2 separate regions of the Homo sapiens genome follow, and region 2 is linked to region 1. The links are chromatin loops, found by intact Hi-C in ENCODE. Cell type or tissue: B cell. All regions are shown on one strand. Each heading gives the region's core, and the rest is flanking DNA. Links, peaks and the distances in the headings are about the cores only. Region 1 overlaps ZNF644 (zinc finger protein 644). Region 2 has its middle 35 kb from the start of ZNF644.

Region 1 (16,276 bases), core at 5,085-13,084:
CAAGATCATGCCACTGCATCCCCACCTGGGCGACAGAGTGAGACTCAGTCTCCAAAAAACAAAAGAAAAAAGATAAATATTGAATTAATATTTAGAGAGAATTAATATGACACTACAGAAAATGCTGGAAAAAACATCCTAACAAAGCCTAGTCGATCTTCAAAAGGGAAAGTGTTTCATTTAGGGAATATTGATGTTCTGTGATTAACAATATGATGGAGATTGATAAAGAAGGATGAGAATTGAGAAAAGGTTTTTAGATTTAGCTATTAATTGGTTACTTGTTTTTAAGTATTTTTTTTAGGTATAACATACAGTGAAGTGCACAAATCTTAAGTACAACTCAGTGAATTTATACATATAAGTATACCTAGGTAACTCCCAGGTAGTGGGAGGTACTGGGTTACACCTGGGGAGAAGAGGATGTAAAAAAAGCACAGACATGAGAATTGTGGAATGCAAGCATTTTCCGTGATTAGAGCCTATTTTAAATGAAATACCCAGATAGAGATGTAGAATATTTTTCTTCACTGATTAAAGGTGCCTTGTGCTCCCTCCTATTAATTTCTCCCTACAGAAGTAACCACTATTTTAACCTCTAACCTCTATCACCATAAATTAGTTTTTGCTTGTTTCTTTTTCTTTTCCTTCCTTTTTTTTTCTTTTGAGACAGGGTCTCAGTCTGTCACCCTAGCTGGAGTGCATTGGCGCAATCTCAGCTCACTGCAGCCTTCACCTCCCAGGCTCAAGCGATCCTCCTCCTTCAGCTTCCTGAGTACCTGGAACTACAGGTGCATGCCATCATGCCTGGCTGATTTTTTTTTTTTTTCTTTCGGTAGTAGAGATAGGGTTTTACCATGTTGCCCGGGCTGGAGTTTTTGTTTCTAAACTTCTTATGGCATATTTGTCCTCCCTCCCAAGGGTAGTGAGAATTGATGCTTGAATCCATCTCTCTTTTCTTCTGTCCTTGTTTGGCATTGTTATGAATTGGGAGGTAAATCAGGTGATATTTGGTACTATGGCCCTTTTTTCCCCCCAGTGACAAAATCAGAGAGGTGCTTCTTAGTGTTCATTAATAGTAATCCTTTAGAGGTTAGTTTTATGACTTGATATTTTGTTTAGAATGCAGAGATTTGAATTTGCCTCCACCGATAACATAGTTGCCTGGCTTGCTGTCATTACAGTATTCTCTAGGCATATAGCCAGGAAGTAGGTGGAGGAAGTTGTGGATTGCCTCCTTATATAGATGGTTTTTGGAGCCTCTTTGATGGTAGCTTCCAGGCATTATGTCAGTTAGCTATTAGGCATTTTAGGTTGCTTATTAAGGTATTTGGGTATTTCTGATTGTAATTTTAGAGGTAGGAATAAATAGGTGTACTTTTTTTTTATAGGTAGGCATCTACCTGTTCAACAGAAAAGTAGAATATAACTAGAATGTTACCTTATGGACAGTTGCTTACAAGTGTGAATGGTTAAAGCCCATGTAGGAGACTTTATAAATGGAAAACTGAAATAGAATTGTTGATCATGATTTTTACTTTTAGTGCTTGAATCAGTTTTTTTCCCCCAAATGGAATTAATAGTTGTAGCATTATTTTTCGTAAATACTGAGCAGTAGAAACCTTATTGTAGTATAGCAGTATTAAATTGGTGCTTTGCAGATAAAGAATTTTTTCTGAAATGGGTATTATAATGTTGTTAAACGTATATAATAAAAAATATATCTTCACATTCTAGTATATCTGGTTTTGAAGAATGAATATGTAAATTGCGCAGAAATGGGTATGAAAAGACTTTCTCATTAACATTTGGATTGTGAATGCTCGAGTTTATAAATGAAAATATTTACTCTATATAAAGAAGTTTTGTCTTTTGGAATTTGTAATAAGTTCATTTAATATACTCTTGCTCCAGGGATTTCAGTATTTGTCTTGAAGAAATAATAAAATCTCACCTGTCAACTTTTCTTATTGTAGCTTTTGTGAAGTATAGAAGGCTAAAGCAAATTGGTTAAATTAGACATTGAAAAAAGTATATGATTATTATCTCCAAAATATTGAGACTTTACACATAACAGCTTTTGGGGGCTAGATTTAGAAAATCACTAACATAAAACAATTAGAATGTTCTTAATTATAGTTTTCAGAACTGACTATGTAGAAAAAAATACACTCAAGTTTGTGTTCTATGTTTACATGTTGTTTTGACAAAAATGAATGTTATGTTTGAATTTAGTTTTGGGAGATTTCAGTTTTTTTGTATTCAGAAAAGTCTTGTTTGTCTGGTTGTATTTCCCCCAATTTTCATAACTTTTATTTAACTGGGTTAGTTGTCATACAAAATTCAGCTAATGCTCCACTAGGGGTAGGGTTGCATATACATAGAGCACAGATATGGCTTCTACTCCAAAGAGCTCATGATCTAAGATATAGCTTGAAGAGTACTTAACTATGAAACATTTAAATTACTGAGCTGACAAAATAAAATGAATGATCTGTAATAAGATTAATAAAGCTTTTTGACAAAAATAATTTTTTACCTAGATTTTGAAGAAGTGGTGTGTATAGGTTGGTGGAAAGGGAAGGAGATAACAGCTAGGGGGAAGAGCATGTTAAAAAAGCACAGATATTTTGGGATGCTGAGGCAGGTGGAGCACCTGAGGTCAGGAGTTTGAGACCAGCCTCGCCAACATGGTGAAACCCAGTCTTTACTAAAAATACAAAAAAAAAAAAAAAAAATTAGCCAAGCGTGATGGTGGGTGCCTGCAATCCCAGCTATTCGGGAAGCTGAGGCAGGAGAATCACTTGAACCTGGGAGGTAGAAGTTGTGGTGAGCTGAGATTGTGCCACTGCACTCAGCCTGGGCAACAGAGTGAGACTGTGTCTCAGAAAAAAAAAAAAAAAAAAAGGCACAGACATGAGAATTGTGGAATGCAAGCGTTTTCCTTGGTTAGAGTCTATTTTAAATGCATATAATAAAAAGTAATAAGATTGTGGCATGAGCTGGAGGGATCTAAAGAAGTTTGGATTAGAAATTGGAAATAAGGAGTTCTACTGAAGATCATTGAATAGAATTACATGAAGAAATATGATTAGCAGCCAGATACAGCGTGATTGGAGGGAGATTGAAGTGAGGAAGGCCAGTTGGTGATTATTATCTTTGTGAGTGGGAAGGGTATATTAAGAGTAAGGATGCATAGTTTTAAATAAGTCAAATCAAATATTGTGGCTCCTCAGTTTGTAGTGCAGAGCTAAAATAAGAATGAAAGAATTTTACTATCTTCTGGTATTCAAAATAAATGGAGATAGAGTTTGCATATGACTTACTAGCACTAATTGAGGTATGCCTTTTTCTTAAAAAAACTGGCTTGGCCTTTTTTTTCTGTTAAGTTTACTTTGAAAACCAATAAAGTTATGCTATAATGGTGTTTTCCTAAGTAAAAAATATTTAAGGTAACTGGTAAGAAGAGCTTGTACTTGTATGCTGAATTTTGAGTTAAAATTCTGTATTTTAGCCATGGCTTAAGAGACATTATAATTTGTATTGGAGCTGGCAGGAAAACAGGAAATAATAAAAATTAACAATGTGGACTACATATTTATATTTGTTTTTAAATAGATACTTGTTTTAAAATTTAGGAACATTTGGGAATACTCTGCTTTTATAGGAAAATAATGTTCTTAAAATGTAGAGTTTTTAATAATTCCTAAATTGAGTGTACCTTATGGTTTATTATGGGTAAAGGTCATTTTTAAAATAGAAGAATTAGAAAAACAGGAAAAATAGAAGTAATACAGTTTTTTAAATCCTCTTTTTTTTTAAGAGTTAGGAAATAGAACAGAAGCTTGGGAACTAATAGTTTTAGAGTTTTAAGATACCACGTTTTAGTATAACATTTACATTTTAAACATTCTCACAGTTAATATAGGCTTAACTTGGAAATATTAAGCTTTTAGGATTTAGTATGTAGTAGTTCTCTGCTGGCACTAAGTCTTTCCCCTTCGCTCCTTTCCAACAGGTATTGCCCAAGCTCTCATAAGCCGTTCTTTTCTTTCTATTATGATTATTATTTTGTAGAGATGGGGTCGCACTTTGTTGCCCAGGCTGGTCTTGAACTCTTGGGCTCAAGCAGTCCTTTTGGCCTCCCAAAGTGCTGTGATTACAGGTGTGAGCTGCTGAGACCAGCCTTTTCTTTTAATTCTGATGGTCAGTACTGATGAAGTCCTTTCCAGCTTTGGGTACACAGCCTTCTGTTATTCCTGCTGTCAATTTTTTGTCTTTCTACTGTGCTTTTCAACCTTGGTTATTCATGTATCACCTTCATCTGTGCGATTATTACCATTTAACTGCAGCAAGTAAAGACGTTAATAGTGAGGTTTTTGGGAATGTGGTAAAACCGGGAGGTATATTTGACTTTGTCCAAGTTATCTGATGAGGCAGATCAGCTAAAGCAAAATACAGTGGGTTGCTCCCTACTATCACTGGGACCTAGAGATTTCATCTACATCTCTGAAAAATGGGGTTTCTGTATGATAGTATGGGTGAGAAGGAATGACAGCAGAACTATCAACTGTTTTCTGATTATCCTGATGAACTAGTGGTATAGGAAGCTTTTCTGAAAACGCTGCTCTGAATTGCTTGCTTAAGTAGTTGCTTTTTTATTCCTGTGTATGGCTCCAGAGTTCTTGGGAATAGCCCTACCTCCATTTGTTTGTAGATGAGAGAAAGCTGAACCTTCTGCTGTCAGTGGAGAAGGCCTAGAATTAGTCTAGAACTGGTGCTATAGGGCCCTGGAATGCTTCAGGAATTGGTGGCTGCAGGGACCTCTGAAGGAATTGTCTAAAAGTCTGTATAACAAGTAAGCAACACTCATGGTTTCAGGAATGGATCTCTTGCCTCATCCAAGTTTTCTTCTTTGACATTCAACCTGAGGATCTCTGTACTTGAGAACAGTAGGCATAGTTCAGGTTAAGGGCATCATACTGGAAAACAGGGAGAATTAAATAAAAATCTGCATGTTGATCTGAGAGTTATTCCCAGTCTCTTTTTCCCTCCCAGTTCTGAGAATACTGGCTGACAAGTTCTTGCCCCATCTAGCTGTGAGATTAAAAGATTCATCCTGTGACAGCAAACTGCTGAGATCAGGAAAAATATCTAACTGATAACAGATGTGGCCCAGATTGATAATCCTACAGTATGTCTACTCATTAAGACAGAATCCCTAGGCAACTTTTAAGTGCCTCAATCTTAAATATGAGATTAAGGATCACCAAACATTTGAGGATAACCTTAATATGAAAGAGAAGAGGGAAATGGAAATACTTCAAGAAGAAGACAAGTTTTTGTAAAAAGTTAACTGATTTCTTCAGAAGTAAAGGTATTGCATCTTTGAAACAAGAAAGGATGCTATGAAAAAGCAGTGCCCAGAAAACAAGAGCTTCTAGAAATTTAGAATATGAAACACTTCATAGAAGAGTTGGAAATTCAGAATATTAAATTCTTAGAGGGTTGGAAGATAAAGTTGAGAAAACTCCCACGGAGGAGGACAAAAAGAGTTGTAAAGTGGGAGAAAATAAGAAAACTAGAGGATCACACTTGCATGCACGTTCAACATATGAAAAGTAAGAATTTGCTGGGCGCAGTGGCTCACGCCTGTAATCCCAGCACTTTGGGTGGTCGAGGTGGGCGGATCACCTGAGGTCAGGAATTCAAGAACAGCCTGGCCAACATGGTAAAACCCTGTCTCTGCTAAAAATACAGAAATTAGCAGGGCATGTTGGTATGCACCCGTAATCCCAGCAAATCGCTTGAACCTGGGAGGTGGAGGTTGCAGTGAGCCGAGGTGGCGCTACTGTGCTCCAGCCTGTGCAACAGAGCGAGACACTGTCTCAAAAAAAAAAAAAAAAAAAAAAAAAAAACAAAATGGGAGAAAATGGAAGAAATTAAGAATAATTGAACAAGAAATGTGAATTTCCACAGTGAAAGGGCTCATGAATGCTCAACATGGTGACTGAAAAAAAAGAACCACATCAAGATACATCATGGTGAAATTTCAGACACCAGAAATAAAGGGAAGATCAAGAAAGCTTTCAGGAATGGAGCACAAAGAAGGGATTAGAAATAGGTAGCATTGGAAAGTAATCAGTAATGGAATAATACATTCAAAATCCTGAAGGAAAGTTATTTCCAAACTATTCATTCTATACCTTACCAAGCTATCAAGTGTGGGAGGAGGCTAAAAATATGAAACATGAGGTTGTTAGAATATTTACTTCAAAAGTACTATATCAGGAACTTACTAGAAGGCACAGGCTCCATCAAAGTGATGGGTTAACTAAAAAGAGGGGGGATCCAGAAAGTAGGATGCATTACAGGAGAAGAGTGAAGAGAATTTCTAGGATGATTATGAAGGGAGATTCAAGGATAGGGCTGTACAGGAGGTCTGAAGAGTAATCAGTTCAGCTTGGGATAGGAGGTTGAAGGGATCTAGATGGCATGTCTTTAGAGAAAAAAAAGACTTTTTTGGTTTAATTCATAAGGGATATTTGTTGGTAGTTTTCTTGGGATAACTTTGTCAGATTTTGGTATGAGGGCAATATTGGCCTTATAGGAGTGAGTTAGGAAGTGTTCCCTCCTATTTTTTGGAAGAGTTTGAGAAGGAATAGTGTTAATTATTGAAATGTTCCCCAGATTCCAGGGAAGCAGTCTGGTCATGGATTGTTTGTTTGTTTTTATGAGACAGAGTCTTGCTCTGTTGCCCAGGCTGGAGTGCAATGGCACAGTCTTGGCTCACTGCAGCCTGGAACTCCTGGGCTCAAATGATCTATCCTCCTGCCTCAGCCTCTGAAGTAGCTAGGACTACAGGTGCTGTCCGCCGTGGTTGGCTAGGTCCTGGGCTTTTCTTTGTGGGAAGTTCTCTCTACTTGTTTTAGGTCTATTCAGATTTCCTATGTCATCTTTAGTCAGTTTCAACAGTTTGGGTTTTTCTAGGAATTTGTCCATTTCATCTACACTATGTAATTTGTTGGCATACAGTTGCATAGTGTTCTTTTATAATCCTTTTTATTAATATAAGGTTGGTAGTAATGACTCCTTTTCCATTCCTCACTGTAGTGATCTAAATCTTTTCTTAGTTGAGCTAAAGGTTTGTCAATTTTGTTCTTTTCAAAGAACCAACTTTTGGGTTGATTGATTTTTTTTTTCTCTACTGTTTTTCTGTTCTCTATTTCTGCTGTGTTCTTTATTTAATTTTTTCTTTTGTCTGCTTTGAGTTTAGTTTGTCTTTTTCTAATTTCTTAGAAAATTAGGTTATGGATTTAAGATTTTTTTTAATGTAGTCATATATAGCTATAAATTTCCCTGTAAGCATTGCGTTTACTTCATCCCATAAGTTTTAGTATGTTGTGTTTTTGTTTTCATTTTTCTCAATATACTTTCTGATTTGCAATGCAATTTCTTTGGCTTACTGGTTACATAGATGTTTGTTGCTTAATTTCCACATATTAACTTACCAATTTCCTTCTGGTATTGATTTCTAGTTTCATTCCATTGTGGTCAGAGAACGTACTCTCTATGATTTTTATTCCTTTAAAATTTATTGACACTTGTCTGATGGCCTAACACCTAGTACATACTAAAGAACATTCCTTACTCTGCTGTTGTTAGGTGGAGTATTCTGTAGAGTTTATAGTGTTCAAGTCTTCTATTTCCTTGATCTTCTATCTATACTATCCATTACTGAATGTGAAGTATTAAGGTTTCTAACTATTATTTTTGAATTATATTCTGCCTTTCAATTCTGTCAGTTTCTACTTCATATATTTTGGGGTTCTCTTATTAGGTGTACACATGTTTATAAGTGGCATGTAATTTTGATGGATTGACCTTTTTATTGTTACAAAACATTCTCTGTAGTAGCAATTTTTTGTCTTAATGTCTGTTGTTTCTGCTGTGAGAATAGCTGCATCAACTCTCTTTTGGTTACTTTCTGCATGGTATAACTTTTTTTATCTTTTACTTTCAGTTTATTTGTATCTATTTAATCTCAAGTGTGTCTCTTGTAGCCAGTTATAGTTGGATTATGTTTTTTACCCCTTCTGCCTATGTGCTTTTTGTTTGGAGTGCCTGATTAATTTCCATTTAATATAATTACCAATAAAGTGGAATTTACATCTGCTATTTTGCTCTTTGTTTTCTATGTGTCTCATTGTTTTTTGGGGTGGTTATTCCTCTAGTCCTGTAGTGCTGCCTTTTGTGTTAAATAGATATTTTCAAGTGTATCACTTAAATCACTTGTTTTGTACTGTATACTTTTAGTTCATTTTTGTAGTGGTTGCCCTGGGAATTATAATTAACAACTTAATTTTAGTCTAGTTGAAATTAATACTGTAAATTTTAATAATATACAAACATTTTGCTCCTATATAGCTCTATTCCCTCTCCTTCCTTCGTGCTGTTATTGCCATACATACATCCTTTTATACCTTTTAAATCAGACAGGAGAAGAAAAAGTTACAAAGAGAAAACAGTTATACTGTCTTTTATATTTACCTATGTGGTTACCTTCACCATGCTCCTTATTTCTTCAGATGGATTCAGATTGCTATCTAGTGTTCTTTCATTTCAGCCTGAGGGACACTCTTTAGTATTTGTTTAAATCTGTAAATGTCTTAATTTCTCCTTCTGTTATGAAAAATAGTTGTAGAATTCATGGTCGAGTCTTTTTCTTTCAGTACTTTGACACCATTGCCATCCGGCCTCCATGGTTTCTCATGAAAAATTAGTTGTTAATGTTACTAAAGTTGTTTGTCTGTGACAAGTTGCTTCTTTCTTGCTTCTTTTAGGATTCTCTCTTCCTTTTTCAGCAGTTTTATGATGATGTGTCTAAGGTGTAGATCTCTCTGGGTTTATCCTCTGTGTAGTTCCTTGAGCTTTTTTGGATGTTTAGGTTAATGCTTTTCATCAAACTGGGGGAATTTTTAGTCACATTTCTTTAAATGCTCTTTCTGCCTCATTCTTATCTCCCCTCTTTTGTAGAACTCCTATTAGGTATACAATGGGATGTTTAATGTTGTCTCACAGGTTTCTTAGGCCCTATGGATTTTTAAAATTGGTTTTTCTTTCTGTTCCTCAGACTGGATAATCTCAGTTGATCTATTTTCAGGTTTGCTGACTTTTCTAGTAAATTGTTCATTTTAGTTATTGTGCTTTTCAATTCTACAATTTGTTTTTTTCTCATAATTTTTTATCTTTTATTGATATTCTCATACTTTCTTTTAGTTTTTTAGACATGGGTTTCTTTTAGTTATTTGAATATGCTTAAAGTAGCTGATTTTAAAACATTGTCTTGTTTAGTCAGTCCTATGTCTGGGTTTCCTCAGGGACAGTTTTGTGAACTGCTTGTCTCTCCATGTGTATGAACCATACTTCCTTCTTTTTTTCTTTGTATTTTTTTTTGATATTATTATACTTTAAGTTCTAGGGTACATGTGCACAATGTGCAGGTTTGTTACATATGTATACGTGTGCCATGATGGTGTGCTGCACCTATTAACTCATCATTTAGCATTAGGTATATCTCCTAATGCTATCCCTCCCCCAGGCCCCCACCCCACGACAGGCCCCAGTGTGTGATATTCCCCTTCCTGTGTCCAAGTGTTCTCATTGTTCAATTCCCACCTATGAGTGAGAACAGGTGGTGTTTGGTTTTTTGTCCTTGCAATAGTTTGCTGAGAATGATGGTTTCCAGCTTCATCCATGTCCCTACAAAGGACATGAACTCATCCTTTTTTATGGCTGCATAGTATTCCATGGTATATATGTGCCACATTTTCTTAATCCAGTCTATCATTGATGGACATTTGGGTTGGTTCCAAGTCTTTGCTATTGTGAATAGTGCCGCAATAAACATACGTGTGCATGTGTCTTTATAGCAGCATGATTTATAATCCTTTGGGTATATACCCAGTAATGGGATGGCTGGGTCAAATGGTATTTCTAGTTCTAGATCCTTGAGGAATCACCACGCTGTCTTCCACAATGGTTGAAGTAGTTTACACTCCCACCAACAGTGTAAAAGCATTCCTATTTCTCCACATCCTCTCCAGCACCTGTTGTTTCCTGACTTTTTAATGATTGCCATTCTAACTGGTGTGAGATGGTATCTCATTGTGGTTTTGATTTGCATTTCTCTGATGGCCAGTGATGATGAGCATTTTTTCATGTGTCTTTTGGCTGCATAAATGTCTTCTTTTGAGAAGTGTCTGTTCATATCCTTTGCCCACTTGTTAATGGGGTTGTTTGTTTTTTTTCTGGTAACTTTGTTTGAGTTCATTATAGATTCTGGATATTAGCCCTTTGTCAGATGAGTAAATTGCAAAAATTTTCTCCCGTTCTGTAGGTTGCCTGTTCACTCTGATGGTAGTTTCTTTTGCTGTGCAGAAGCTCTTTAGTTTAATTAGATCCCATTTGTCAATTTTGGCTTTTGTTGCCATTGCTTTTGGTGTTTTAGACATGAAGTCTTTACCCATGCCTGTGTCCTGAATGGTATTGCCTAGGTTTTCTTCTAGGGTTTTTGTGGTTTTAGGTCTAACATGTAAGTGTTTAATCCATCTTGAATTAATTTTCATATAAGGTGTAAGGAAGGGATCCAGTTTGAGCTTTCTACATATGGCTAGCCAGTTTTCCCAGCACCATTTGTTAAATAGGGAATCCTTTCCCCATTTCTTGTTTTTCTCAGGTTTGTCAAAGATCAGATGGTTGTAGCTGTGTGGTATTATTTCTGAGGGCTCTGTTCTGTTCCATTGGTCTATATCTCTGTTTTGGTACCAGTACCATGCTGTTTTGATTACTGTGGCCTTGTAGTATAGTTTGAAGTCAGGTAGCGTGATGCCTCCAGCTTTGTTCTGTTGGCTTAGGATTGACTTGGCGATGCGGGCTCTTTTTTGGTTCCATATGAACTTTAAAGTAGTTTTTTCCAGTTCTGTGAAGAAATTCATTGGTAGCTTGTTGGGGATGGCATTGAATCTATAAATTACCTTGGGCAGTATGGCCATTTTCCCGATACTGATTCTTCCTATCCATGAGCATGGAATGTTCTTCCATTTGTTTGTGTCCTCTTTTATTTCGTTGAGCAATGGTTTGTAGTTCTCCTTGAGGAGGTCCTTCAGATCCCTTGTAAGTTGAATTCCTAGGTATTTTATTCTCTTTGAAGCAATTGTGAATGGGAGTTCACTCATGATTTGGCTCTCTGTTATTGGTGTATAAGAATGCTTGTGATTTTTGCACATTGATTTTGTATCCTGAGACTTTGCTGAAGTTGCTTATCAGGTTAAGGAGATTTTGGGCAGAGACGATGAGGTTTTCTAAATATACAATCATGTCATCTGCAAACAGGGACAATTTGACTTCTTCTTTTCCTAACTGAATACCCCTTATTTCTTTCTCCTGCCTGATTGTCCTGGCCAGAACTTCCAACACTATGTTGAATAGGAGTGGTGAGAGAAGGCATCCCTGTCTTGTGCCAGTTTTCAAAGGGAATGCTTCCAGTTTTTGTCCATTCAGTATGATATTGGCTGTGGGTTTGTCATAAATAGCTCTTGTTATTTTGAGATACGTCCCATCAATACCTAATTTATTGAGAGTTTCTAGCATGAAGGGCTGTTGAATTTTGTTGAAGGCCTTTTCTGCATCTATTGAGATAATCATGTGGTTTTTGTCTTTGGTTCTGTTTATATGCTGGATTACGTTTATTGATTTGTGTACGTTGAACCAGCCTTGCATCCCAGGGATGAAGCCCACTTGATCATGGTGGATAAGCTTTTTGATGTGCTGCTGGATTCGGTTTGCCAGTATTTTATTGAGGATTTTTGCATCGATGTTCATCAGGGATATTGGTCTAAAATTCTCTTTTTTTGTTGTGTCTCTGCCAGGCTTTGGTATCAGGATGATGCTGGCCTCATAAAATGAGTTAGGGAGGAGTCCCTCTTTTCCTATTGATTGGAATAGTTTCAGAAGGAATGGTACCAGCTCCTCCTTGTACCTCTGGTAGAATTTGGCTGTGAACCCATCTGGTCCTGGACTTTCTTTGGTTGGTAGGCTATTAATTATTGCCTCAATTTCAGAGTCTGTTATTGGTCTATTCAGGGATTCACCTTCTTCCTGGTTTAGTCTTGGGAGGGTGTATGTGTCCAGGAATTTATCCATTTCTTCTAGATTTTCTAGTTTGTTTGCATAGAGGTGTTTATAGTATTCTCTGGTGGTAGTTTGTATTTGTGTGGGATCGGTGGTGATATCCCCTTTATCATTTTTTATTGTGTCTATTTGATTCTTCTCTCTTTTCTTCTTTATTAGTGTTGCTAGTGGTCTATCTATTGTGTTGATCTTTTCAAAAAACCAGCTCCTGGATTCATTGATTTTTTTGAAGGGTGTTTTGTGTCTCTATCTCCTTCAGTTCTGCTCTGATCTTAGTTATTTCTTGCTTTCTGCTAGCTTTTGAATGTGTTTGCTCTTGCTTTTCTGGTTAATTGTGATGTTAGGGTGTCAATTTTAGATCTTTCCTGCTTCCTCTTGTGGGCATTTAGTGCTATAAATTTCCCTCTACACACTGCTTTAAATGTGTCGCAGAGATTCTGGTGTGTTGTGTCTTTATTCTCGTTGGTTTCAAAGAACATCTTTATTTCTGCCTTCATTTCGTTATGTACCCAATAGTTATTCAGGAGCAGGTTGTTCAGTTTCCATGTAGTTGAGCGGTTTTGAGTGAGTTTCTTAATCCTGAGTTCTAGTTTGATTACACTGTGGTCTGAGAGACAGTTTGTTATAATTTCTGTTCTTTTACATTTGTTGAGGAGTGCTTTACTTCCAACTATGTGGTCAGTGTTGGAATAAGTGCGATGTGGTGTTGAAAAGAATGTATATTCTGTTGATTTGGGGTGGAGAGTTCTGTAGATGTCTGTTAGGTCCGCTTGATGCAGAGCTGAGTTCAATTCCTGGATATCCTTGTTAACTTTCTGTCTTGTTGATCTGTCTAATGTTGACAGTGGGGTGCTAAAGTCTCCCTTTATTATTGTGTGGGAGTCTAAGTCTCTTTGTAGGTCTCTAAGGACTTGCTTTATGAATCTGGGTGCTCCTGTATTGGGTGCATATATATTTAGGATAGTTAGCTCTTCTTGTTAAATTGATCCCTTTACCATTATGTAATGGCCTTCTTTGTCTCTTTGGATCTTTGTTGGTTTAAAGTCTGTTTTATCAGAGACTAGGATTGCAACCCCTGCCTTTTTTTGTTTTCCATTTGCTTGGTAGATCTTCTTCCATCCCTTTATTTTGAGCCTATTTGTGTCTGTGCACGTGAGATGGGTCTTCTGAATACAGCACACTGATGGGTCTTGACTCTTTATCCAATTTGCCAGTCTGTGTCTTTTAATTGGAGCATTTAGCCCATTTACATTTAAGGTTAATATTGTTATGTGCGAGTTTGAGCCTGTCATTATGATGTTAGCTGGTTATTTTGCTCATTAGTTGATGCAGTTTCTTCCTTGCATCGATGGTCTTTACAATTGGGCATGTTTTTGCAGTGGCTGGTACCGGATGTTCCTTTCCATGTTTAGTGCTTCCTTCAGGAGCTGTTGACAGGCCTGGTGGTGACAAATCTCTCAGCATTTGCTTCTCTGTAAAGGATTTTATTTCTCCTTCACTTATGAAGCTTAGTTTGGCTGGCTATGAAATTCTGGGTTGAAAATTCTTTTTGTTAAGAATGTTGAATATTTGCCACCACTCTCTTCTGGCTTGTAGAGTTTCTGCCGAGAGATCCACTGTTAGTCTGTTGGGCTTTCCTTTGTGGGTAACCTGACCTTTCTGTCTGGCTGCCCTTAACATTTTTCCTTCATTTCAACTTTGGTGAATCTGACAATTATGTGTCTTGGAGTTGCTCTTCTCGAGGAGTATCTTTGTGGTGTTCTCTGTATTTCCTGAATTTGAATGTTGGCCTGCCTTGCTAGGTTGGGAAAGTTCTCCTGGATAATATCCTGCAGAGTGTTTTCCTACTTGGTTTCATTCTTCTTGTCACTTTAAGGTACACCAATCAGGCGTAGATTTGGTCTTTTCACATAGTCCCATATTTCCTGAAGGCTTTGTTCACTTCTTTTTACTCTTTTTTCTCTAAACTTCTCATTTCATTTCATTCATTTGATCTTCAGTCACTGATACCCTTTCTTCCAGTTGATCAGATCGGCTACTGAAGCTTGTGCATTCATCACGTAGTTCTCGTGCCATGGTTTTCAGCTCCATCAGGTCATGTAAGGACTTCTCTACACTGGTTATTCTGTTAGCCATTTGTCTAGTCTTTTTTCAAGGTTTTTAGCTTCTTTGCAATGGGTTTGAACTTCCTCCTTTAGCTCAGAGAAGTTTGATTGTCTGAAGCCTTCTTCTCTCAACTCGTCAAAGTCATTCTCTGTCCAGCTTTGTTCTGTTGCTGGCGAGGAGCTGCGTTCCTTTGGAGGGGGAGAGGCGCTCTGATTTTTAGAATTTTCAGCTTTTCTGCTCTGTTCTTTCCCCATCTTTGTGGTTTTATCTACCTTTGGTCCTTGATGATGTAGATGACGTAGAGATGGGGTTTTGGCGTGGATGTCCTTTCTGTTTGTTAGTTTTCCTTCTAACAGTGAGGACCCTCAGCTGCAGGTCTGTTGGGAGTTTGCTGGAGGTCCACTCCAGACCCTGTTTGCCTGGGTATCAGCAGCGGAGGCTGCAGAGCAGCAAATATTGCTGAACAGCAAATGTTGCTGCCTGATCATTCTCTGGAAGCTTTGTCTCAGAGGGGTACCTGGCTGTGTGAGGTGTCAGTCTGCCCCTAGTGGTGGGTGCCTCCCAGTTAGGCTACTCAGGGATCAGGGACCCACTTGAGGAGGCAGTCTCTCCATTCTCAGATCTCAGACTCCGTCCTGGGAGAACCACTACTCGCTTCAAAGCTGTCAGACAAGGGCATTTAAGTCTGTGGAGGTTTCTGCTGCCTTTTGTTCGGCTGTGCCCTGCCCCAAGAGGTGGAGTCTACAGAGGCAGGCAGGCCTCCTTGAGCTGTGGTGGGCTCCCCCCAGTTCGAGCTTCCTGGCCGCTTTGTTTACCTACTCAAGCCTCAGCAATGGTGGGCACCCCTCCCCCAGCCTCGCTGCTGCCTTGCAGTTCGATCTCAGACTGCTGTGCTAGCAATGAGCGAGGCTCCATGGGCGTGGGACCCTCCAAGCCACGCGAGGGATATAATCTCCTGGTGTGCCGTTTGCTAAGACCATTGGAAAAGCGCAGTATTATGGTGGGAGTGACCCAATTTTCCAGATGCCGTCTGTCACAGCTTCCCTTTGCTTGGAAAGGGAATTAATTCCCTGACCCCTTGCACTTCCCGGGTGAGGCGATGCCTCGCCCTGCTTCGGCTCATGCTTGGTGGGCTGCACCCACTGTCCACCACTCCCCAGTGAGATGAACCCGGTACCTCAATTGGAAACGCAGAAATCACCTGTGTTCTGCATCGCTCACACTGGGAGCTGTAGACTGGAGCTGTTCCTTTTCGGCCATCTTGGAACCGCCCCCCTCCCCTTTTTTTTTTAATATCTTGTAATTTTTTGTTGAATACTGCACATTTAAAATAATGTCACAACTCTGATAATCAGATTCTCCTCTCTGCCCCAGCGTTGTTTGTTATTTTAGTGATTTTTTTTTTGAAACTAATTCTATGAAATCTATATTCTTTGTCACATATGGGCACTGAAATCTCTGCTCAGTTGGCTTAGTGGTCAGCTAATGATTGGACAGAGATTTCATTAAATGCCTGGGAGCAATAAATCTTTTTGTTGAAGTTATGTGTGTGTTGGGATGCTCCTTCAACACTTAACCAGGCAGTTTACAACTCTGCCTTACTTTTTACTTCCTGCTTGTGTAGAGCCTCAGGTTTAGCCAGAGGTGAGCACTTAGGTCTTTCCTGGGCGTGTATACAGCCCTTTCTGTACATGTGGCTCTCTAGAGTCTCAGGAATATGTTGGAGCTTTACAAAGCCCCCAGCTTTTCTTTTTAAAGCTTTTAGTCTATTGTTTGCCTCAGCTGTTCTTCTCTCCCTCAGCCAGCTGCAATATGAAACAATTACCTCTGATTGTTTTTGACAAATGTCCTTTGGTTGTCCTAGGGTATTGGGGGAAGCTTTTTATACTAGGTAAGTGCTGAGTCAGGTCAAATTAAGATAGCTTTGCGAGTAGAGCCTTCCAGGAGACCACCAGATGTGTTAAATAATGACAGTTCT
Region 2 (16,276 bases), core at 5,128-13,127, 52 kb before region 1:
ACAGGGTAATTACAACAAAGACTCCCATTCAAAAAATGGGAAAGAACAGGAGGTATACAACAGTCCCTGGTCCGTAATAATTCTGAAACCCTGCTTGGCAAATGTTCCCTACTCTGCGGTGGAGAATGCTCCTTGATTAGGCTCTGGTTTGGCTTCCTGAGGCCCTTGAGTCTCCATGCTTCTTGGCTCTCGCTCTGAGATGTCTCTCCTTTTCCTTCATTCTCCTTGGCCATTTCTATGGAGAACTTTGGAAAATAGCTTTTGGCAACTTTCTCACCCTACTTCTTTCCCAAAGAAAGTTGAGGGCCCGTAAGCCTTTCCCTGCCCTCATCATTTTGTACAGTTTCAGTCCAGGCCAACAGTGCTTTTGTCAATACAAGTCTCTCAAAAACTCTGTGGGATTTTTGTGTTTTCAATTCCAAATCCCTCCACTTACCAAAAAACACACCTCTAGTGTTTTCTTGAGACAAGCCTCTGTCTTTAGACTTAATCATTATTACTTTGAGCATGTCAAGTTAACTGTGGGACAAATGTCCCTTAAGACTCTTGGAAGTCTTTTTTGTCCAGTTACAAAGATTCATTTAGGTCTACCTTAATTTTTTTCAGACCTGGTGGCAAGATCGCCCGGGCGTATTCTCATGGCTTTGGCAAAGGTGCAAAAAGCAAATTCTAAGGAGCCCATTTCAAGCCTCTGCTTGTGTCTTATCTAAAAAACTCCCTTCGCAAAGGCAAATCACATGATTAAGGCCAATGTCAAGGGGAGGAGTAGGAGTGCACTGCAAAGTTATATGGTGAAAGGCATGGCTCTGAAGAGGAGAAAAGACTTGGGGCCATTGTTGCAATCTATCACACTCATTTCCCTTGGAAAATTATTTATAGGACATCTTTGAGGCCTAGGATGAAGTGATAGTCCACCAGAAAGGACTTAGTGTCTTTGCCAGGTAACTAAAGATGTGCTAGTCCGGGACTATTCCAAACTAAATTCATGCCTTGAGATTTCTGGTACTACTCAGATGTATTAGTTCATTTTCATGCTGCTGACAAAGACATACCTGAAACTGGAAACAAAAAGAGGTTTAATTGGACTTACAGTTCCACATGGCTAGGGAGGCCTCAGAATCACGGCGGGAAGTGAAAGGCCCTTCTTACACGGTGGTGGAAAGAGAGAAATGAGGAAGAAGCAAAAGGGGAAATCCCTGATAAACCCATCAGATCTCGTGAGACTTATTCACTATCACAAGAATGGCATGGGAGAAACCAGCCCCTATGATTCAATTAACCTCCCCCTGGGTCCCTCCCACAACACATGGGAATTCTGGGAGATACAATTCAAGTTGAGATTTGGGTGGGGACACAGCCAAACCATATCACCAGGTAAGATAGATTTGGCCTGAAAAACAGCACAAATACCAGTTGTGGTTGCAGCTTCTCATAGAATGGTCCTCTTTTCCTCCTTAGCGCCAGAACCAAGGCAGTTTTCCTTATTTACTTTGGGGATGAGGGTTGGTTGGGGAGGGGACTTGGTTCTGAATTATTCTACCCTGGGTTCTAGGCCTTTATAGAGTCTCAGTTTTCTTCAGAGAGGGTTTCCTATTAACAGGTGTCCCATAAGCCAAAACTATGAAAACTGTGCCACAATTTTCCCCCTTTCAGCAAACAACATCAGGGCAAAAGTAGCTTTGGTTCTCAGCTACCCTCAGGATTTCTGCCTTCACTTAGATTTTGGCCTGATAATTTATTACCTAAATGTAAGATGCTTTTAAGACGATATTTTAAATATATTTTTGTCCAGCATTTTTTTGTTGTGTTTAGCAAGAGGATTAGTTCAAATAACCTGTCCCCATAGTACTAATATTAATATATTATAAGTCCTCAATAAAAGGTCACTAATATCTTGCACAAATGACCAGAGAGATAAACTAATATGTACTCAGAATGAGGACTTGGGGAGGCTGAGGCAGGAGAATCGCTTGAACCTGGGAGGCAGAGGTTGCAGTGAGCCAAGATCACTCCACTGCACTCCAGCCTGAGCAACAGAGCAAGACTCCATCTCAAAAAAACAAAGTAAAATAAAGAATGGGGACTTGCTCAGTAGTGTCTCTAAAAGTGTGCTCTTGCCTTGTCTTCATCCTTTGGTAGATTCTGGAGCCCCACCCTAGGCCTGCTGATTAGAATTTTGGAATCAATCCAGATCCACATTGATAAGCTCTGTAGATAACTCATGAGCACCAAAGTTTGGAACAACTGAACTAAGACATGGTTTCAAATTAGATCTCATACATTCCCAGAAATGCCACTTTTTCTAAATCCTTCTCACCTGGAATATGCATTAGCAAAGCACTCATTTATGAGTGAGATTATTGCTCAGCACATCTTTTCATTTTCGTATTTATAATAAGTATTCATAGCAGATTCTTACTAGCATACTTAAATTACCATAAAGAGTGTATAAAACTTTAAAAATCCCAAGAATGCTTGATGGCATAGTCTTCATAAAAATCTAGAAACTGGAAATCCAGTTGTCAGTTGAATGGAGGAATTTAGACTGCTGACTGTAATTTGAATCACAAACCTAGTACTGTATTCCTAATCAGCATAAACCCTTTTACAGTTGCCAAAATAAAAATAAAGCAAACAAAAATACCTTCTTGATAGATTAAGGCATTTTGTAGTCTATGGATTATATTTTTCCATAATAGTATTTTCTTTTATTTATTTAAAACCCTTAACTTCTTTATTTGAGGTTTTATAAAAATTTTATATTCCTATGACCTCTAATTCTAGTGGAAGTCCAACTTTGAAAATAGCCACAAAAACGTGATAATTTATGATAGCCTAAAAGTATCCTTAATAGCACATAATTTTTTTCTTTCTTTTTAATATTTGAAAATTTGGATAGATATGTAATAAAATAGCATAGAAATATTGATGGTAAGATCTGGGAAGCAGTGTATGGGTATTCACCAAAATATTCTTTCAACTTTGTGTATGTGTGAACATTTTCATGGATCAATAGCTACATATGGTGAATCCCTGCATATTAGACAGCACAGCTCAACAACATGCTCTGCAGTGCCACAGTGCACCCTCAGCCTCAGACAGGCCTTCATGCACTTGACCACCTAAGGTTTGCACTTCCTTTGAGACACCATTCGAAAACCAGATCTTTTCTGATGCCCCACCCCAACACAGATATGATCAGGGCCTTTTTCTTCTGTGCTGTGCCTTGTATACTCCACCTTTGTAGTTTTTATCATGTCGTGTTGAGGGTGTTAGTTTATACAGCTTAGATTCCTACTAAACTGTAAGCTTCCTGAGGACAGGGGCTGTGATTTCATCCCTGCATTCTTAGGTCTCAAATCAGATCTCAACTCAATTATAATCTCCATTGAGAGGCCTTCCCTTCCTGTCCCAAGCTAAGTGAGTTGCCCATTATACATGTTCATAATATCCTGTACTTCTCCAAATCATAACATGCCTTATACTTTATGATAATCATTGGTTTAACTCTCTTTCTTCCCTGCTAGACTATAAGCTCCATGAGGGCATGGACCATTCCTGCCATTCATCCATAGTGTCCCAACATGAAGCACACCACATACGTGATATTCCATAAATATTTGTTAATTGAATGCTTAGCACAGAATAAGTGTTTAGTATGCATTTTTTGAATACATCAATGAATGAGTGTTGTCATCAAAAGGAGATTAGACAAGAAAATGTATGGTAAAGTCTGCACACAACTAATGCTTCAGATACAAACAAACAAAGAGCTTTATAACATAAAGGACATAATATTAAATTTTATCAAAAGAAAAGCTATCCTGTATTAAAGGAAAGGAAACTGTGTATCAGTATCTGTTTTCATCTTTATTTAAAAAAAAAAATGGAATCTTGCTCTGTCACCCAGGCTGGAGTGCAGTGGCGCAATCTTGGCTCACTGCAACTTCTGCCTCCTGGGTTCAAGTGATTCTCTTGCCTCAGCCTCCTGAGTAGCAAGGATTAACAGGTGCTTGCCACCATGCCTGGTTAATTTTTGTATTTTTAGTAGAGACGGGGTTTCACCATATTGGCCAGGCTGGTCTCGAACTCCTGACCTCAAGTGATCTACCTGCCTGGGCCTCTTTTATAATTCTTGAGGTCAGAAGTCCAAAATCAGTTTCACTGGACCTAAATCAAGGTATTGGCAGTGCCGATTCCTTCTGGAGCCTCCAACAGAAAATCCGTTTCCTTGATGTTTTTAGCTTCTAATGGCTCCCATGTTCCTTGGCTTGTGACCCCTTCCTCCTCTCCCAGGTGCATCACTCCAATTGCTGCTGCCAGCATCACATGGCCTGCTCCTCTGTGTAGTATAATCTCTTGCTCTCTCCTTCTTGTAAGAACACTTATGATTATGACATTTAGGTGCTACATGGATAATTGTCCCATCCCCAGGTCCTTAATTTCGTCACACCTGCAAAGTTCCATATAAGGTAGCATTCACAGGTTTGGGGGATTAAGGTGTGGATATCTTTGGGAGCCATTGTTTAGCCTACCACATTGATTTGTTGGAAAAACAAAAAATTCAGGCTGGGTGTGGTGGCTCACACCTGTAGCCCCAGCACTTTGGGAGGCTGAGGCGGGAGGATCACTTGAGCCCAGTAGTTCAAGACCAACATGGGCAAACATGGCATAACCCTCTCTCTACAAAATACACAAAAATTAGCTGAGTGTGGGGGCATGTGATTGTAGTCCCAGCTACTTGGGAGGCTGAGGTGTGACAGAGTGAGAACCTGTCTGAAAGAAAAAAAAATCAGATTAATTTGTTATAAAATTTACAGCATTCCTAGTTTTCAATACTAACTTTTTTTTGGTGAATATATTTGTAATATGGACGAGTAATACAAATATTACAAATATGGACTGGATTAAGGGCACATACACTTATTTCAGAATATTTTGTAGATGTGACTATTGTCAGCCTGGAAGTGCAGACAGAATTTTAGGATCAGGGTATGTATTAGGGAGTTTAGGGAGTGTTTCACCAGTCCACAACTCCCTCCTTCACCCACACACATCTATATCTTACCCTCCCACTCACGGGAGCAGACATATTTTAGTCTATGAGATTTCATCCACATTGACTGAATGAGGAATAAATACACCAAGCTACACTAATTGGATTAGTTCTTGCTAGGAATTTGGAATTTTACATTCAGAGATGTGAATGCTAATCAGTCTTACTTAGCACCTAAAGTCAGGTAATAATCTCTTGCCATACTTATGAAAAAACAGAGAAAAGTGGTCTGCAGAAAGAAAAGAATGAATGTGCAAAGAAAGAGATGAGAGAGCATGTTCTCCTGAAGAGAAAGAAGTGGGTAGAGCACATGGCTTTGAGTTCTTTCTAGGTTCCCCGTTCATCATGAAGTTCAAGGATACATTTGACTCACCAGCTTCCTGAGATAGCCCTACAGTGTTAGAAAACCTCCGTCTACCTTTTCTCCTCCTTCCTCCCTCCTTTCTTCATTCCTTCTCCCTTTCATTCTTTCTCTTTTTCTTTTCCTATTGTTTTAGCTATTTTGAGTATGTATCTATTATTTGCAATTAAAAGTATATTCTATTAGGATAGAGTCTTTGGTGATGACATTATTCTGATATTATGACAGGGACAACAGTTGTGGATTTGTGCTTTGAAATATAGAAATTTCTTGTACATGGAGTCTTAGCTTTGATTAAACAAACTAATCTGTTTTTGAAGTTTTTCTCTTTTTTGAGGGTTTTACTATTTAACAATGAGTTTTACTATTTAACAATGAGTTTCTAGGTGGAATTGCATATTTTGATGAATAAATTAAGGATCCCAATTTATAGAAAAATTCTTTTCTCTACTTTTATTTTATTTCATTATTGTTTCATATTTTTCACTCTGAACCGGCTATCTATAGGTTATGCTGTTGAGACTTAATCCATTTGTGCACAGCTAAGTAAGTCTTTGTTTTCCTTTGCTTTTAAAAAATGGATTTAGATTTGGAACAATCTGTGCTGCGATGATTTCCCTTTGTCTAGAGATTGTTTCAAATTTAGCTGTCAGTGGAAAAACTTTCTCTAAATTTTATCTCCTCATTGTTTGAACACCAATATTTCATGAAAGATAAATTTTTGAGTTGTTTTCTTCTTTTCTGCTTTGAACACTAATTAGGCACAAAGAATATCTAAATGACCCTATGAAATATTAACCTTTATACTTGTAATTTATTAAGAAAAAAATGAGTTTTCCTGTCTGAAAAATAAAGTGGGGGTCTCAGATTTATCTCATAAAGCTTTGTGGGATGTAAAACAGTAATAACAAACAAAACTTGAGCTTTATTTATTTTTTTACTTTTGCTATTTTCTCAAAAAAGCTTATACAATGTAGAAACTCTTCTATGTGTTTGGTTGAACCATATAAAACTACTGACTTTCCCGTATTTTTGACTTAGAAAATTGGCAATTTCATGTGTTCACTCTAAAAGGTTTCTCATCTTAATCACATATAATATTGATCTAGCTGAGAAATGTTGTGCATTATTTTGCTTCCTTTGTCTTTTCTTGGACACTTTCTATTTGGCAAAATATTCATAGCTATCAAATGTATTTTTTGTTCATAGTGGTTAAATGAACAAGTTATTTCTGTTTCTTTACATTTATAAAATTATTTTTCAAAAAACCAGTGGCAGCCATATGTGCTTGTGCAGATTAGATTCTGAGAGATGACTTGTTTTTAACCTTCTTAAACAGTTCTCCTATTTTCACTTCCTTCTCTATGCTTGAATGAGGGACATCTGTTTCTGCTTTCCGTGTTCCTTTGTTACACGAAGTGGAATATCAAAGTTTTCCTCCTTTGACAAGGAAAGAATGCTTTGGTTTTATTTTTTATTTCCTTTTATTTATTTTCATTGGTTTAAAAAATTATAAATGTTGTACAAAAAAAGATGAACTGCTCTCTGAAAAAATTTAAACAATAGAAAGTACAAAGTGAACCTCTCTCATCCAACTGGTCCTACTCCCCAGGGGCAACCATTGATGAGAGTTGGTGTATGCCTTCTAGACCTTTTTATATGCATATATGTAAGTATATATGTGCGTGTGTGTATGTACATATACACACACGCACATATATATATAGTTAGAAATAGGATCATACTTCACAATTTAATGCATTGGAACTTCTGAACATATGCTGGTTGCTATTGTTATTTTTCAACAATTATTTACTGAGCATTACCATATAACAGGCACTGGGTATAAATCAGGGAGGATAAATACACAACACAATTCTTGCCTCAAAGGCTTACAAATCTAGTGGGAAGTTAGTCATGCAAGGTTCAATTACGAGACAGTATGATAATACTGAATTGAAGGTCTCTACAAAGTACAGTAAGGACATGAAAAGAGGGCGGTGCGGTGGCTCACGCCTGTAATCCCAGCACTTTGCGAGGCCAAGGCGGGTGGATCACCTGAGGTCAGGAGTTTGAGACCAGCCTGGCCAAAACGGTGAAACCCTGTATCTACTGAAAATACAAAAATTAGCTGGGTGTGGTGGCACGCACCTGTAATCCCAGCTACTTGGGAGGCTGAAGCAGGAGAATCCCTTGAACACAGGAGGCAGAGGTTGCAGTGAGCCGAGATTGCGCCATTGCACTCCAGCCTGGGCAACAGAGCAAGACTCATCTCAAAAGAAAAACAAACAAAAAAAACGTAAAAAGAGCATTTATGTCTAACACCACTTATGTGCTGATGAGGTTTCACATTTCTAACCTTGACCCCTATTCCACACAGCATTGCCTCTGACCAACGCACTCACTTTATGGCTAAAGAAGTATGGCAGTGGGCTCATGCTCATGGAATTCACTGGTCTTACCATGTTGCTGATTATCCTGAAGCAGCTGGGTTGATAGAGGGGTGGAATGGCCTTTTGAAGTCACAATTACAATGCCAACTAGGTGACAATACTTTGCAGGGCTGGGGCAAAGTTCTCCAGAAGCCCATGTATGCTCTGAATCAGCATCTAATATATGGTACTGTTTCTCCCATAGCCACGATTCATGGGTCTAGGAATCAAGGTATGGAAGTGGAGGTGGCACCACTCACCATCACCCCTGGTGACCCACAAGCAAAATTCTTGCTTCCTGTTCCCATGACATTATGTTCTGCTGGCCTGGAGGTCTTAGTTCCAGAGGGAGGAACGCTGCCACCAGGACACACAACAATCCCATTAAACTAGAAGTTAAGATTGCCACCTGGCAACTTTGGGCTCCTCCTACCTTTAGGTCAGCAGGCTAAGAAGGGAGTTATAGGCTGGGGTGATTGACCCGGACTATGAAGATGAAACAAGTCTACTACTCCACAATGGAGGTAAAAAAGAGTATACATGGAATACAGGAGATCCTTTAGGGCATCCATTAGTATTACCATGCCCTGTGATTAAGGTCAATGGGAAACTAAAACAGCCCAATCCAGGCAGGATTACAAATGGCCCAGACCCTTCAGGAATGAAGGTTTGAGTCACTCCACCAGGAAAAAAAAATACAAACTGCTGAGGTGCTTGCTGAAGGCAAAGGGAATACAGAATGGATAGTAGAGGAAGGTAGTTGTCACTACCAGCTATGACCACATGACCAGTTGCAGAATCGAGGACTGAAATTGTGATGAGTGTTTCCTCCATATTTTGTTAAGAACATGTCTGTGCATGTATACACTTGTACTAAGAAGATACTTTCATTTTATTTCCTTTTTCCTTTATCATGTGACATAAGATTTACAGACTTCATATTAGCATTTAAGTATTGTTAACTTTATGTAATAGTATTTGGGTTGGAGATTGGTGCATTTCTGGTTATATAAAGGATAGTTGTATTACGTTAAGTGTAATTATGACCTTGTTATTGTCCTTATTTGAAGATTACGTATGATCTCAGGAGTTGTGTATGGGTTCAAGTTGTCAAGGGGTGGACTTGTGATGGTTAATACTGGTGTCAATTTGATTGGATTGAACGATGCAAAGTATTGATCCTGGGTGTGTCTGTGAGAGTGTTGCCAAAGATTAACTGAGTCAGTGGACTGGGGAAGGCAGATCCACCCTCAATCTGGGTGGGCACAATCTAATCAGTTGCCAGCACAGCCAAAATAAAAGCAGGCAGAAGAACGTGGAAAGATTAGACTGGCTTAGCCTCTGAGCCTACATCTTTCTCCCAGGCTGGATGCTTCCTGCCCTCAAACATCAGACTCCCAAGTTCTCCAGCTTTGGGACTCAGACTCGCTTCCTGGCTCCTCAGCTTGCAGATGGTCTATTGTGGGACCTCACCTTGTGATCATGTTTATCAATACTCCTTAATAAACTCCCCTTTATATATACATCTATCCTATTAGTTCTGTCCCTCTAGAGAACCCTGACTAGCACAACCCCTCTCCTACTCCAGACACATACAGAAAACTGTCTTGACACTTTCTCATTGATGTCTAACAGGCATAAACTTAACACAATATAAACAGAGCTCTTGATTTTTTCACCCTAAACCTGCTCCTCCCTCTGACTTCCCTCACTTGATAAATGGCACCATCCACCCAGTAGCTTGAGCTAAAACCTTGCAGTCAGCCCAAGGAAAGGAAGGAATCAAGAAATCAAGAAAAAAAGCTGAAACTAAGGAATATCTAATGGGTTTTATCTCCTGGCTAATCTTTTATTTAGCAGGAAATGCTCTTGGTTTCACTTCCAGTTTGTCTGCTTGGCTTCATCTTGGCTGCTACCACTCTCAGCCCACCTCTGCCTTCTCACTCTGAACTGCTGGAGTAGCCTTGTCGCAATCCTTCCTGCTCCTGTGCTAACTCTTCTATAGCCCACTTTCCACAGAGCAGCTAGAGTGAGACCCTTCCATGCCAATCAAGTCATCTTCCTATCTTGCTCACAACCTTATTTTTGCACTTAGCATAAAATCCTAACTTTTTCCCACAGCCTGCAAGGCCCTGCACCATCTGGCTGCTGCCTGTAAGGCTCAGCTTGGTCTACAAGTCCCCTCTGCACTGCTGTCCTGCTATTCCAACATCTTTTCTTGACTTGGAGCATTCTAAGCTCCAGGACCCCTTTATGGAGATTCCTCCATCTGAAGTCCCTTTCCACAGCTCTTCTATGTGGCCAGCTCATTCCCATCCTACAGATCTGCCTTCAAAGCTTTTTCACCCTACCTAAAGTAGCTTCTCCTGCATCAAAACTCTCTCTATCGTGTCACCCTGTTCATTTCCTTCACAGCACTTACCACAATGCGAAATGATCCTAATTATGTATATTAAATGCTTATTTGTTTAATGTCACTATTCTCCCCTTACCTTCCAACCCCCAGACTGGAATGGAAGCTCCCTGAGAGGTTGGACTTTTACTATCTTGTTCACAGCACCTAGAAGAGAACCTGGCACCTAGTAGGTGCTCAATAAATATTTATGGAGTAAATGAAAGAAAAACTGTCCGGGAGAGTTAATGAAGTCTTCACAGGGAAGGTATCTTTTGGGTGAGGGCATGAATAATGAACTCAAATTGGCCAGGTTGACATTCAGGTGAGAGAATACTACATATTCTGAGAATTGGGATATAAAGAGAACACGAGTGGAGAGGGGTGGGAGGGAGGTGATGTCAGAAAGTAAGATAGATAAGTAAGTTGGGAACGGAGAATGATAAGAGTTTTATACTGTGCTAAGGAGTTCAGATTTTATCCTGGAGTGACTGAAGCCAGTGGTTAATTTTGAGCTGTGAGGCCTTCTGTGTTAGTTTTCTATTGTTGCCATAACAAATTACCACCACTTAAAGCAACACCTGCAGGTTAGAAGCCTGATGTGGGTCTCAGTGGGCTAAAATAAACGTGTCAGCAGGGCTGTGTTTCTCACTGGAGCTCTAGGGGAGAACTTGCTCCCAAGCCTATTCAGGTTGTGGGCAGAATCCAGTTCCCTGTGGTGATAGGACTGGGGCCTTGTTTTCTCCCTGACTGCCAACAGCGTGCTGCTCTTAGCTCCTAGAGCCTCTTTTGGTACTTGCACTCCAACTCCTCCATCTCAGAGCCAGGAACAGCATATTGCCCTTCTCTCACTTGATATCTCTCTGACTTCTCCTTCTGCTGCATCCCTCTTCTTCCTCTTCATCTCTGTCCAACTTCAGCTAGAGATAGTCCTCTGTTTTTAAGGACTCATGTGATTACACTGGGCCCATTTCGATATCCCAGAATAATTTCTGTATCTTAAAATTAAACACCGTAATTACTTTGGCATGCAATGTAACATATTCAAAGGCTCCAGAGATTAGGGTGCCTTTTGGGGTGTGTGCGGGAGTACTCTACCTTCACATTCTGTGATCACATTTTCTTATTGGATTACTCAGCAGGCTGTGTGAGGTCATTGAACCAGAATTGAAGGGGGACAAGACTAGTAATATGGTGACTACTCTAGGTCAATAACAATGAAGGACTGAAATCAAATCAGGAAGGGCTGAACTAAGAAATATTTAATAGATTTTTATTTTCAGATTTGGTAACTGATTAGATGTGGGGATTGTGGCCAGGAAGACTCAGGGATGACTCCCAAGTAGTGTCATTTGGTGAGATAGGGTAAGAAGGAGCAGGTTTGAAGGAAAAATGATACATTTCCTGAGGCACTGAAGATAACTCCACATTTTGTTGAAGAGTTATTCATAATTAGAAAATTACTCAAATGGTTATGTTGATCATTTTCAACATAGTATTATTTATAAGGGTTCTTAACATATTTAGAGGATATTATTTTAAAACAAAATTAATTGTATGTACTGACTCCTTTCCAGACTAACAAACAGACCTAAGTCTTTCTTTGCATAAAGTGTGGATAAGATATGTAAAATCCTTTCTTGTATTTGATATGAAAGTAATGCCTGTCTAGCGAATTAAGACATGTAGGTACTGGCACAGGTTTGTTTGTTTGTCCTTAAGAATTTTGTTAAGAAAAGAAAAATCTTTTATTGAGTATTTACTTTTAAACATCTAACTTCATCCTTATAATAAAACAAGTAAAAGGAGATTATTTTTATTCTCATGTTCCGGAAAAGGAAACTAAGCCTAAAGGAGGTTATGTAACTTGCCCTAAATCCCATAACGAGTAACTAATAGAGGTAGAATTCAAACCAGGATTGTCTGATTCCAAACACTATGCTCTTTACCTGGGGCTACAGCACCTTACTCTTGAAGACCAGAGGAGGAGAGAAACTTCCAGACTTCCACTCAGATGCCTTTACCTTGCAGACTGTTTCTTGATCTCTCTGACTACATCATTTTCTTCTCTTCTGCACACCTCCATATAGCACCTTTTGGGTACTTACCCACAGTTGTAATTTACTTGTGCAGGTAAAGTGTATCTCTTCTCACTAGGCTCAAAATATCATAGACTAGGTACTGCAAGGCTTTTGGTTTATCCTTGAATTCTCAGTTCTTAGCATAGGGTTTGGCACATAGTAAATATTCAAAAATTATTTGTTCAGTAAACATATGCATGCATGAATCAATCAGTGAATGAATGTCATTTAACTTCTTTGCACCTCAAGTCTGTGATCTCTGAAATGAAGTAATCAAGACAGATTAATTTATTTCTACATTCAAAACATTTTTATTTTCCTACTAAATGGTCTGTAGTTCCCTTCAGAGAGACAAAAATACAGTAAAAAAAAATCTATACTAGAAGTGTTACATATGTTTATGTCTATGTCTATTTGTCTATTTATAACTATCTATCCATCTATCTTCTATCTAGAAAATTTATTTTCTACCTATAATTAGTAGTTATAATAGGGCTATTAATAAAGCCTTTTAATGTTTTAATGTTGGACAGGTTATTAAATATGTGGGAATATTTGAATTCTAATATGTTCTATTATTGGTGGCATTATCATTGTTGATGTTTTTGAAAGGTATCCTTTTATAGTTGAGGAAATTTTATAGATTCATAAATACAATTGTGTTAGCTTTATATTTTTTCTTTTTTACTACAAACTATGTTCTTTTTTTGTAATAGAAGCTGATAACATGAAGCATTGAATATAAGAGCTATAAAGTATTTATATTTGTTGTGTCTAATTTATTTATTTCTTTTTTTTTTATTTTTTGAAGAGTTTTGCTCTTGTCGCCCAGGCTGGAGTCCAATGGTGCGATCTCAGCTCACTGCAACCTCCACCTCCTGGGTTCAAGCAATTCTCATGCCTCAGCCTCCCAAGTAGTTGGGATTACAGGCACCCACCACCATGCTCGGCTAATTTTGTATTTTTTAGTAGAGACGGGGTTTCACCATGTTGGCCAGGCTGGTCTCGAACTCCTGACCTCAGGTGATCCACCTGCCTCGGCCTCCCAAGTGCTGGGATTACAGGCCTGAGCGACCACGCCCGGCCATTTCTTTTGTATTAGCAGTTCTGTAATTGGAGCTACAGAATGTTACATTTTATTTTCTGCAGGCTATTGCTTGCACTTTTTCTTTTGCTTACTCTGTCTTAGTGTAAATGTATTTCACTTCCTCAAATAGAAAAATTAAAAAAAAATTTTTTCACTTCATGTGAAGGAAGGTTTATTGTTGTAGCTATTTCACTTATTAAAGCTACTTTATACATCTAATATTTTACAATACATTAACAGATAACAGTATTTTAAAGTATCTTCCAGTAGATTTATTATAGTTACAACGTACTTATACTGGGATTGATATTTGGGTGACACTCTTTAATGCATAGAAACTGTCTGGTTTGGGTAAGAATACCCATCTCAAGATAATTTACTTTATCAGTAAAATGCGGCAAGTCTTAAGATAAACAATAACCTCTAAAAAACAGCAATATTTTCACCTGTTATTCTTTATGTGTTGAAAGTGCTGTTGAAAACAATTATTCCAGAATTTTTAAAATAATCTTCTAATAACTGAAAACTGTTCAATACTTGAGTACTTCTTTTATTCAGTGGCATGATCTTGGCTCACTGCAACCTCCACCTCCCAGGCTCAAGGGATTCTCCTGCCTCAGCCTCCCGAGTAGCTGGGATTACAGGTACACGCCACCATGCCTGGCTAATTTTTGTATTTTTAGTAGAGACGGTGTTTCACCATGTTGGCCAGGCTGGTCTCGAACTCCTGACCTCAAGTGATCTACCTGCCTCGGCTTCCCAAAGTGCAGGGATTACAGGCATGAGCCACCGCGCCCGACCAAGTACTATTTTCTATAAGATTATATATTTAGTATTGATGGAGATGGACAAACTGAATGATCCTTTCTTACGAGTATCCTAAACAAGTAGAAAAGAAGCATAGCACAGAATGATTTTGACCTATTGACCTCTGCAACCGAAAGTCTTATGCCTCACTTTCTTTCTTCCACAGTAAACTACCAGTGCCAGGGATGTTCTGAATAGTTCAGAGCAGTTCCCTGAGACCTCCTCTGGGACACTGAAATTCAGCTGTAACAAGTAGCTACAGGAGAAATCCATTCCCATTTAAGAGTATATGGTACCAACAGAAAATGATTGGAGGAAAGGGGAGACATATTGTTGATTTTTTTTCCTCATAATAAAAATGCACATAAGACACTTAAATAAATGGAGAGCAATATCATGTTCAAGAACTAGAAAAGTAAACATTGTTAAGAGGCAATTCTCCCCAAACTGATCAACAGATTCAATGAAATCCTTAACAAAATCTCAGCAGCTTTTTCTTTTTTTTGGTAGAAATTGAAGCTGACCCCAAACTTTATACAAAAATACAAAAAACCTAGAATAGACAAAACAATTTTGAAATAGATGAAAAATGTTGGAGGACTTTTTTTTTTGGATTGCACAAATTTATTAAAATTGGAGACATTGTTTTAATCTTCTTGTGCCATGAGACTCCATCAGGCTGTCTACAAAGACCATTGGGAGGCTAAGGATCACTTGAGCCCAGGAGTTCGAGGCTACAGTAAGCCTCAAAGGGCCACTGCACTCCAGCTTAGGTGAGGCAAGACCCTTTCAAGTGGTAAACTGCATGCTTGCTTGCTGTGGTCATTAAAAACCCTAGTTTAGGATAACAGGTCTGCCTGCATTTCTTCAAGCATGAATTCTGAGTCCTTTGCTTCTTTAAAACTTGTTCCACACAGTGTAGTCAAGCCGACTGTGTTGGAGGACTTTTATATGTTATTTTAAAACATGCTATAAAGATACAGTGATCAGCTGGGCACGGTGGCTCACGCCTGTAATCCCAGCATTTTGGGAGGCCGAGATGGGCAGATCGCTTGAGGTCAGGAGTTTAAGACCAGCCTGGCCAACATGGTGAAACTCTGTCTCTACTAAAAGTACAAAAATTGGCTGGGTGTGGTGGCTAGCACCTGTAATCCCAGCTACTCGGCAGGCTAAGGCAGGAGAATCTCTTGAATCCAGGAGGTGGAAGTTGTAGTGATCCAAGATAGTGTGACTGCCCTCCAGACAGAGTGAGACTCAGTCTCAAAAAAAAAAAAAAAAAGGTACTGTAATCAAAACAATATGATTTTGCCACAAAGGTAAACATATAGATCAATGAAACAGAATAGGGAGACCAAAAATAAATATATGGCTAATTAATTGTTTTTGACAAAGTTGCTGAGCTAAATCAGTAGAAAAGGATTTTTTTTTTTTTTCAGAAAGCAGTGCTGGCATAATTGGCATCTTTATGCAAACAAAACAAAACAACAAGTTGTTTCTTATCTCACCCATACACAAAAATTCACTCAAAATATACAATAGACCCAAATGTAAGAAACTAAAAATGAAAGAACTTTCAGAAGAAAATGGGAAAAATCTTTGTGATCTTGAGTTAGGCAATTCCTTAGATATGATTTTAAAAAGCACAGACGAAGTTTAAAATTGAGAAATTTAACTCCATAAAAAATTAAAGTATTTGTTCTAAGGACACCGTGTTAGTCCATTTGTACTGCTATAACAGAATACCCGATTCTGGGTTAATTTATAAATAGGAGAAATTTGTTTTCTCACATTTCTGGAGGCTGGGAAGTATAAGAGTAAAGCATCAGCATCAGTTGAGGGCCTTCTTGCACAAACAATAATAATAATAACACATTACTATTGTAATTACAAACACTGTTTTAAAAAGTACCATACTGTGAGAAAATATTTACAACATCCAATCAATGACAAAGATTAATATCCACAGTGTTTTTAAAAACACATTTAAAATAGTAATAGAATAACTGAAATATTTAGAAACTAGATAAATTTCTAAAGGGGAAAAATCACTCTCATGCTGC

The links. A loop is a pair of places that touch in the nucleus more often than their neighbours do. Peaks named below come from ENCODE experiments on the same cell type or tissue, not always from the same donor. Only the 100,000 strongest peaks of a DNase experiment are listed, where the experiment ranks them.
Region 2: it touches region 1 in a loop (1.8-fold over the local background); 3 of 110 quality-filtered maps call a loop at or near these places.

Annotation. Positions count from the first base shown.
Region 1 is chr1:90,996,868-91,013,143 of GRCh38, reverse strand. All of the region lies in intron 1 of ZNF644 (zinc finger protein 644), which reads left to right. Among named protein-coding and RNA genes, the nearest start is that of ZNF644, 17 kb to the left of the region's middle. In B cell, for the core only: no CTCF peak of the experiment used is centred there; no DNase peak of the experiment used is centred there.
Region 2 is chr1:91,048,478-91,064,753 of GRCh38, reverse strand. No RefSeq gene overlaps it. Among named protein-coding and RNA genes, the nearest start is that of ZNF644, 35 kb to the right of the region's middle. In B cell, for the core only: no CTCF peak of the experiment used is centred there; DNase peaks (open chromatin) are centred at 6,773 and 9,743; H3K4me3 peaks cover 1,339 bases; H3K27ac peaks cover 3,633 bases.